Linked DNA regions of Mus musculus: region 1 is linked to region 2. A link is a contact called in ENCODE Hi-C data. All regions are on one chromosome and are shown on one strand. Each heading gives the region's core, a stretch centred on a gene start or an enhancer-like site at or near the end of the contact. The rest is flanking DNA. Distances are from core to core; before and after follow the strand shown.

Region 1 (4,716 bases), core at 1,595-4,094, 620 kb after region 2:
ATACAATTTCACAAGTACTCTGTGCAGACACAAGTCATCACCAGCTAGATTGTAAGAGGCACTATCAGATTCATTTGTTCTTTAAGTTTGATCATTTGCTAAAAAGGTTATCAGGCAACTGACCAAGTTCAAGATTTAGGGTGACTTGTGCTGAAAAAGTGTAAATTCAAAACAAGACAAGATGGGGTGGGGGGCAGAAAACTCGAAAGCTGTGCACAACCAATCAACTACCTAGGACCTGAACGGCATGCATGAGGCTCTGAATGCAAGCACCAGTACCACCCCCCAAAGTCAATCTGTGCCTCTCCCTGCAGAGAGACATACATTATGCTCTTAAATTTATCAAGTAAGTGATATAATACATACTGTACACTCCCACCTCTGACTACACGCAACTATGGGTGAACCCAAGTCTAGACACATACACACAGGTGGCTAGAGGTTAAATACCTCCCTGGAATGGGCTTTGTGATAAGTAGGAGTATTATTACTGCTTTTTATTGCTTGGTTTATAAGGAACACTGCAGCATAAGTCAAAGCCATTCAACATGAATATGCCTAGTCCTTCAAAACTTCTTCAATCCACTGGCTGCAGCTGACAGGCACTAGGTAAAGAATAACTGAGAGCGTGCCCTCATCGGCCCTTGCTTCTCCTCTCCATTGGCAACCTGTACACTTGCACAAAACGTGGAGCGCCATTCACTCCAACTATGATGAACTACTATGGTTCCCAAACATGTCCAGAACTTTCTCCTTCTCTGCTTTAGCTTAGGTTTTTCTCGAAATCTGGAATGGCCTTCTTACCACCTAATTCTCCCCCCTTTAAACCCCACAGACACACATATCCCTGCCAAAAATCCCATCTGCTGGTTTGACAGCAACCAAATGCTATTCCTCATAGAGCTATCCCCAACCTTCCAGTTAAGAATAAAAGGCTACCTCCTCTATTCCTCTCATAACTATATTTATATATTCCTTTATACTACCAATCATGTGTGGTAATGCAAGAGTCTTCGGAGTACAAGTCAGGTCAGTCACCTTCAACTTGTCTAACAACTAACCCAGCATCTCTGACACTGCAGGGTTTCCCAATCAACCATAAGATGATAACATTTCTAGGCGTTCGTTCCCCCAATCACAGTGGTACTTATACCCTGGGACACTTCTCTAAAAGCCAATTCATCATCGCCTCCTAACAGGAGGGCTGTAGGATTCAATCTGTTCAACGAGGCTGCTCTTAAGAATGAAAAGGTGGCTGTCGAATTGGGCTTGAGTATTCTTCCATTCCTTCAGAAATTCTCTCAGGTTAAATTATGGCCTCAGAGCACAGGTCTGTTATCAGACAGAGCTAGCTGGCATGAGCTCACTTCTTGGGAGAGCCTTGGATCTTCTTAGAAAACGATTTCATTTCTATTTCTTCATGTACAAAATGGGGGAAAGAGCACCTGTGCTTTCAGAGCTTTGGAGAAGTAAATAACAGTAAATGAAAATTAAATACAATGAAATGAGCCTGGGTGCGATGTGCTATGTGCTTGTGCTCGTGCACATATGTGTGTGTGTGTGTGTGTGTGTGTGTGTGTGTGTGTGTGTGCAGCCCAACCTTGAGTCAGAAGTCTTTCTCATTGTCTCTCCTCTTTCTTCACTGAAGCAAAGGATCTAGAGATCACTAAAGGTTAGTCTAGCTCACCAGCTTGCTCCAGGGATCCCTTGTCTCCACCTTCTGAGCACCGGAATTACACATGGGCCACCAGACCCACCCAACATTTCCCAGGGTTCTGGGAACTGAACTACAGATGCTATAACTACTGAGCCATCTCCCCAAACACAAATGAATCTCATATATTTAGGATGCCTGGCCCATAACCTGTTATCACCTCTTCCCATAATGTCCTGAACCTAGTCCACCTGTCACTTACCCGAGCAGTCACTTCTGTACTGTCTCCTACATCTAACTCTTATGGGCAGGTTTCTCTTGTTCAACACTCTATCTCCAACCCTTCCATCAGAGCAGTAGCTAGTTCTGTAAACAAATGCCCCTGGGCTTCTATTTGCCCTTAGCAGGAGCATTTTAAAAATGAAGGTATTTCTTGTCTGCTTCTGTTCACTCTTCCAGAATAAAATCAAAGTTAACCAGTCTCTCTTACATCTGCTAAATCTATTATCTCCTGCTAGACCTGCTGTTATAGGCCCCTCAAAAAGCACTGGTTCTCATAAATCGACAGAATTAGCCAATAAACCATCGACTCCACAACACCACTACTTATGCTCAGTATTTCTTCAAAGCCTAAACGTGGAGAAAAATGAGCAGATTACTAGGAACTAAATGTGTAGAAACTTCAAAAAGACAAGCTAGTATCTTGGATGGATGGGTCGTAAGTGTTTTCCTGAATAGTGTGTATTTGCATGTTTAATTCCCAAGTTCAGGTGAATATGGTGTACAAGGGAAGTCTTAATTTACTGAAGCCTTCAGTAAATAAGACAATGTGTCAAGCATACCTCATCTCTAAAAGCCCATCAGAAGCCACCAAGCCTTGAGAACAGACTTCCCAGACGTCTCTAGGCTTGGTCCTAGATCTAGCAGCCAGTGACCTGAGGACAGACCGACCACTGCTTAAACCCGGAAGAAAGCGGCAGTGCAGAGAAGCCGCCACAGCTCCCACGCAGCCTGCACCCAGCAGCCCACCCCTACCCGGTACTCACCACCAGCGAGGCCGTGAAGCCCGGCGCGTCCATGGTCTCCCAACGCCGCCAAGGTTAAAAATCACAAGCTGGGCAAAAGCAGGTGCTGACTTAAAGAGCTGGGCGCCGCCATGTTGGGGCGGGATATGGAGCAACTACTTCCGGGGCAGAACTCGTGACGTCACACCACAACAAAAGCACGTGCGTCGCTCGGTGCTGGTCGCTGAGCCTTTCCTGGAGGACCCTGGGGTTTGGAGCTTCTCCGGCTTCCTGTCCTTCAGCAGCCGGCTCCGGAGGCGCTAGGCAAGAGCCTCGCACAAGCCTGTGGCCCCGGATGGGATCTACGAAAGACCCCGGAGGAGAGACCAGAGCTGGCAGGACTGGGACCAGGCGGCACTGCCTGTACCTGAAGGCCAGCCCTGTGGTTTCCTACTCACAATCCAAGTCCGTTATTCCTTCGCTTTATCTGTGCAGGCTGGCTGGATTTCTGTTGATCCAATTCCAGAAAGAAAGAAAAAAAATGTTAAACAAAAATACGTTTTTATTACCAAAAAAAAAAAAAAAGTATTCTCCATTTGTACTGACGTTTATTTCTCTTTAAATTAATGTACTTAAAGTAGGAGAGTGATCACTAGAGACTACGAAGGGAAGAAGGATGGAGGTAGCTGCTATCAAAATACAATTAGTTAGGGCCAGTGAGATAGCTTAGTAGGTAAAGGCGCTTGCCTCCAATTCTGGAGGTGACAACTAACAAATTCCTATTAGATAGGGCGAGTGAGATGGTTCTGCAGGTAAAAGCTCTTGCCACCAACCCTGCAACCTGAGTTCACTCCCTGGGACCCATAGGGTGAAAGAGACAACCAGTTCCCACAAGCTGTCTCCCAATGTCTGTGGACATACCTAATATTTATTGTATATCATATATTTTGCATATTATATTTTATTACATATTAATATGTTGATAGTGAAATAAATAGAATTTAATACTTAAAAAAATACAGCTTAATAGTGAGTGTAACTCAATGGTAGAATATGTGTTTACCTAGCAGGGCCCTCGTGTAGATGGAGGAAGACAGGAAGAATAAGTACCATTGCTCTGCAGGACAGTAGGATTGCTAGTTTACAATTTACTTACGTGTGTGTGTGTGTGTGTGTGTGTGTGTGTATTTCAGTTGGTATTTGAGTTTCACTGTAGCCTATGATAGGCTAGAACTGGCAATGTAGTTATGTAGTTCTGGTGACCTCAAACTCATAACAATTGTCCTGCCTCTGCCTCCCAAATGTTGGAATTACAGATGTGAGCCATTACACTTGGATAATAATTTGGGTTTTCTTTCTAGGGTCTTGAACATGCAAGGGCAGTATAGATGTAGCCACAAAGGCTACATATATAGTTCCACCTACCTAGTCACTGTTATATATTTTTATAGAGAACTAAAAGAAAATAGAAAATTTCAAAGATGACCCACAAAGAAATGATATTTAAGGAATTATACATGCTAATGGCTGACTTAGCCATTTCACATCGTGTGGGTGTATTGAATTATCACCCACTACCCTAATAAATTTGTACAATCACTGTGTCAGTAAAAAATAAAGTGGCATAAAAAAATGACTTGCTTTGATAGTTGATTATTCATCTTGCTCACTGTGAAGGCAACGTGTGCTCTTGGATGAACATGTCATTAACTATTTAGCAAGTTTCTTGGAGTAGACTTGTCTTCCCATTTACTGGACAATACCTTCTAACCTCCGCATGCATGAAGGGCCTACTACATCTCAGGTAGCAGGTATGTTGTAGAACTAAGTGACTAGTGGACTTTTTAACCTCCAGTAATCTTGTGTGAGCCACAGAGGATAATCCTGACTCACTCAGTCAATTTATTGGAGACCTGATTGACAACTGCAGAAACCGTTTCTGTAATATAGAGCAACGTGACCATAACAGCAGGGCTCACACAGGCCGTGCTCACACTCAAAGGCAGGGAGCGAGTATACAGACTGTGAGCATGAAAGGGCAGGGATTCTGAGGCCATC
Region 2 (4,251 bases), core at 1,641-4,140:
GTATGATCGCACTTAGTGGAAGGCTGAAGTGCGGGGGCATCCTCAACAACAGTAAATTCTGAGTAGCCTAGGCATACACTTTTAAGACAGTTTGGTTTTTGTTCTTGTTTTAAGTGAGTATATTTTTGAATCTTCTTTCCCCAACACAGATAGAATACTTGGAGCTTTAAGTAGGACTTACTTGTAAACATCATTACCTTTCCTTAAGGTTTCATTCTAAAGAAACTTTTGTTGTTACTATGCTGAGACAAGGGCTTTTCATACAGCACTGATTGTCCTGAAACTATGTGGACTAGGCTGGCCTCAAACTCAGAGATTCCCCTGCTTCTGGCTCCCCACATGCTGGGATTAAAAGCATGCACTCCCATATCCATTCAATGTATTTATTTATTTACTTTTACTATTCAAAGGGAATATAGTTTTGTTTCATTAAAAAAAAAAACAGAAACTTGAATGGAGACCCACTTGATCCATTTTGTTAAGTGTCACACAATAAGAAGTCTAATTTTAGAATAAAATCTAGTTCTGCCATTTGAATGACTTAGATATCACTCATCTGGATCTTTTCATACACATATGGGCATAACTGTATAAGCACAAGATTATTAGGATTATTGAAGACAATACATATCAAGTAAGCTTCACTCAGAGTTTGGTAAGGAACAAGCGTGCCATATATTCAAATACACACATGACAAGCAGCAGTGGCTTCTAATGCCAAGCCAACCTGTGTTCTGGACATTTCATCTTTTTTCTTTCCAGCTTTCTATCCTGTAATAATTAATACTTGGTTCAATGACCTACCCCAGGCAAGTCTAAACGATTTTCAATATCAAAACTGATGTAACTGTATTTGACCCAGCATTCTGAGAAAGAGGGACCAGAAACTAATGAATGCAACATTACAGTGGGATGGATAAGCACCTTATAAGCACCTCAAAAGATAGAGCAAGAGTGTGGCTGACAAGATAGTCTTCCTATCATTCACGAACCACTTCTGTATGCTGAAGGGCTTTTAGAAGGAAGTACCTGAAACAAAACCGATTCCAATCATCTGTTCTTAGACTAAAAACTTAGTTTTCAGACTTGAGTTCAAATAAAACTTTCACTTTTCAACATTTTATGGCAAAAGGGACAAAAAGAGAGTTTAGAAAGCATGAACTATTTCTGGGAATCTTGGAAAGTAAGACATAAATAACCTGTATTTTATTTCACTACTCTTCACAAAACTCCATGGCATTAAAACAATCTTAAAATCCTAGTTTATTTATAAAGGAGCAAGTTCCTATGTTTTAAACTCAAAAAAAAAAAAAAAAAAAAAAAGTCCTATGTACTAAAAACCGGGGGTGGGGGGTGGGGAAACATCAGAAATATTTAAAATTCTAGATCATTTCAATGATTGATTGAAACACTGTATATCCCCGTTGCCCAGTACAGCAGCCACCAGCCACACTTAGTTGTCTGTGCACGTGACATGTTTTAGTGTCGCCACTGATTTTAATTTTAAAGCATTATAATTTTTTTCAAATGTGGCTGGCAGCATACATAGTATGAATACCTCACAAGTCCACTAACTTAAAATCCAACTATCTAAACTCTGGAATCCCACCTCAAAACAGGGGCTCATTAGTAAGACAAGCAAGACCTGTTACCTACTCTCAGAAAATAAACACCTGGTTTGCCTTTATGTATTTGTCCCAACTCAGTACCACAATCAAGTGGCTAACACTGGGTTGAAAGGGAGTCTTGTACGGATAGTAATATATAAGTTTCTACCGTCGTCATACCTGAAGTAGGGGCTGATTGCAGCAAGAACGTTTCTATGACAGGAAAATGTTTTCCCGTGATCCACTTCCACTACAATGTCTGTCAACTGTCCTTCATCGTACATTGTTTTGAGTTGCTTAAGAATACTGCAAGCATGGAAAGGATCCATGGTATCGTTGGCTGTGTCTGAAGATGGAATCCCATTCGGTGTTGGGGAAGACTTACTTAAATCTAGGAGAAAAATCGCACAACCACAAGAAGTTCGAAGCCAGTTTACGGCATCGTGGGTTTTTTTCCCCCCCACCCCGTACACAAACGTCCGTGTGTGGGCACAGGAGCGCCGACACAGGCTCTAGGAGCCGAGAGCTCAACAAGGGCGAACAAGTTCCCAGGCCGGCGCGCTCCTCCGGAGCCCGGCGAGCCCGGACCGCCGCGCTCGCGGAGGGAGCGTGTGAGGCGAGCCAGCCGAGCCGGCAGCGGCGGCGATGCGCGGGGACTCGGCTCCGGGTCGAGCGCGGGACGGAAGGCTCCCGAGGGCAGCGCGATCGAGGGCGACTGCCAGGGCACCCCTCAACCGCCTCGCGGGCGGCCGGTACCCAGACGCCCCATCTTCGCGGGCGCGCCGCCCACCGCCCTCCTCCCCATTCATCCTCGCCTCCGCGCCCGCCGTCTCTCCATCCTTCCCTCCCGCCTTAAGGCCGCCGCTTCAGGTTGTGGCCGGCGCCCGCGCTCCTGCTTCCCTCCTCCGACACTGCGGGCGGCCGCACCACGCCACCCACCTGCCGACGCGGCCATTACTACAGGGGCCCCGGCTCCGGTTATTTAAAGAGGAAATGTCATTGCGTTTCGCTCGCTCCCGGGTTCCGGCTCTGCTAAGCGTTGCCTAGCCAATGAGGGTGGCTGACCGAGTCGGCTCCTCCCCGAGCCTCAAAATACCTGGCTCTGATTGGTCAGTGCGCGATTACCAGCGCGTCGGGAAATGTAGTTTTAAGGCCCCCGTTCCCGCGTGCTCCTAGTCGGACAGAGGCCCAAGCCGAGCATTTCTATTGGCTAGCTGGGCGGAGGAGCGCCCCGAGCCCGCCAGCCTGTGCCTTGAGATGCACAGCGCCCGCTGGGAAATGTAGTCATCTGGCTGAGGCGAACTGTCACTCTGAGGAGTGAGGTAGGAAAAGCTCTTATTGAGCAAATTTCCCCGGCAAGGGCCTCTCTCCTAGTCTCGACTCCACTTTAAAAATAATTGTCTTCATACCCCAAATTCCCTATCCGTGACTAGATTCTGGTATGAAAACGCGCTCTGCACGAGGGCTATGAAACTCCGAAAAGTTGGAAATGGTCAGGAGGGCTGTTATCCAAAAATACAAAGGATATAAGACAACCCCCCCCCCCCCAACACACACACACACACCATCGATAGGTCTCTGATGAGTCACCTGTAACGCCCACTTGAAATTGCATCCCCTTAGCCACATGCCCCGCTTTTCACAGATCAACTGGGTCTGGTTACATGGCCACTCAGGACCTGAATCCACTTGGCTTGCATTTCTAGCACACCAGGAAACACCTGTCACACCGAAGAGCGCTCGAGTACTCAAGGGAGACTCGGATAATTGATTTCCCCTGGGCTTCTTGAACGTGAAGAGGGCCTCCGGCTTTCCTGTGAAGAGATGCTGGAGAGAGGCTGAGCCTGGCGCTCCTCTGGACCGTGCTCAACCCTGGCTCTTGCACAAGCTCTTCCAGCCCTTGAACCTCTCTTATAACAGCGAGCACTCGGCATTCAGTCTACTTCATAGTTTTTTGCAAGAAAGCAGGGGTTTTATTGTTGACCTATTTTTTTTTCTTCTCCTATTGTGTGTGTGTGTGTGTGTGTGTGTCTGTCTGTCTGTCTGTCTGTCTGAGTCTCTGTGTGTGTGCATTTGTATCTGTGGTTTGGTGTTTTGTTTTGTTTTGTTTTGTTTGCACGAGTGGATGTACATGTTGGGGGGCGGTGCAGGTGCACGTGGAGGCCGGAGATTGGTGTCAGAAATCCTACAACGCTGCTTTTCTACCTTATACAGTGAAGCATGGTCTCTCAATCGAAACCCAGAGATATTAACTCTCTCTCTCTCTCTCTCTCTCTCTCTCTCTCTCTCTCTCTCTCTCTCTCTCTCTCTCGGCATGGCAAGCACTTTAATCACGGAGCCATCTCCCCAGCCACCTTGTTATCTATTCTGATTTCCTCATCCTGTTTCTGGCATCTAACAGGATGCTCTGACAAGTTGTAGAAACTTAAAAGATGAATGGAAAGCGAAGTGAACAAATACTTGCAGATACCCCTTTATCAGTGAATGGGAAGGAAGCTTCAGTAGAGACTTAGTTCACAGTAGTAACTTTCCTAGCATTAGGTCAAGCAGTTGAATATTTTATTATTTTTTATTTATGTATTTAGTATATTGCTGTAAATTGAACCACAGGCACCATGCATGCACACTACCAGCTCCCAGGGAG

Evidence for each region. Hi-C counts contacts between places; a loop is a spot of excess contacts on that map.
Region 1: a map of v-Abl transformed pro-B cells shows a loop between it and region 2 (3-fold over the local background). The contact joins the promoter of Slc25a26 here to the promoter of Kbtbd8os in region 2. A Hi-C loop is called at or near these places in 2 of 37 maps with a recorded cell type or tissue (mature B cell and v-Abl transformed pro-B cells).

The regions. Positions count from the first base shown.
Region 1 is chr6:94,498,442-94,503,157 of GRCm38, reverse strand. Slc25a26 (solute carrier family 25 (mitochondrial carrier, phosphate carrier), member 26) reads right to left here and starts at 2,844. Exons shown (of 10, transcript NM_026255.5): 1 at 2,701-2,844. The coding sequence starts at 2,733.
Region 2 is chr6:95,116,270-95,120,520 of GRCm38, reverse strand. It overlaps Kbtbd8os (kelch repeat and BTB (POZ) domain containing 8, opposite strand), which reads left to right and starts at 2,890. Exons shown (of 2, transcript NR_153843.1): 1 at 2,890-2,929. It overlaps Kbtbd8 (kelch repeat and BTB (POZ) domain containing 8), which reads right to left and starts at 2,641. Exons shown (of 4, transcript NM_001008785.5): 1 at 2,547-2,641; 2 at 1,788-1,998. The coding sequence starts at 2,562.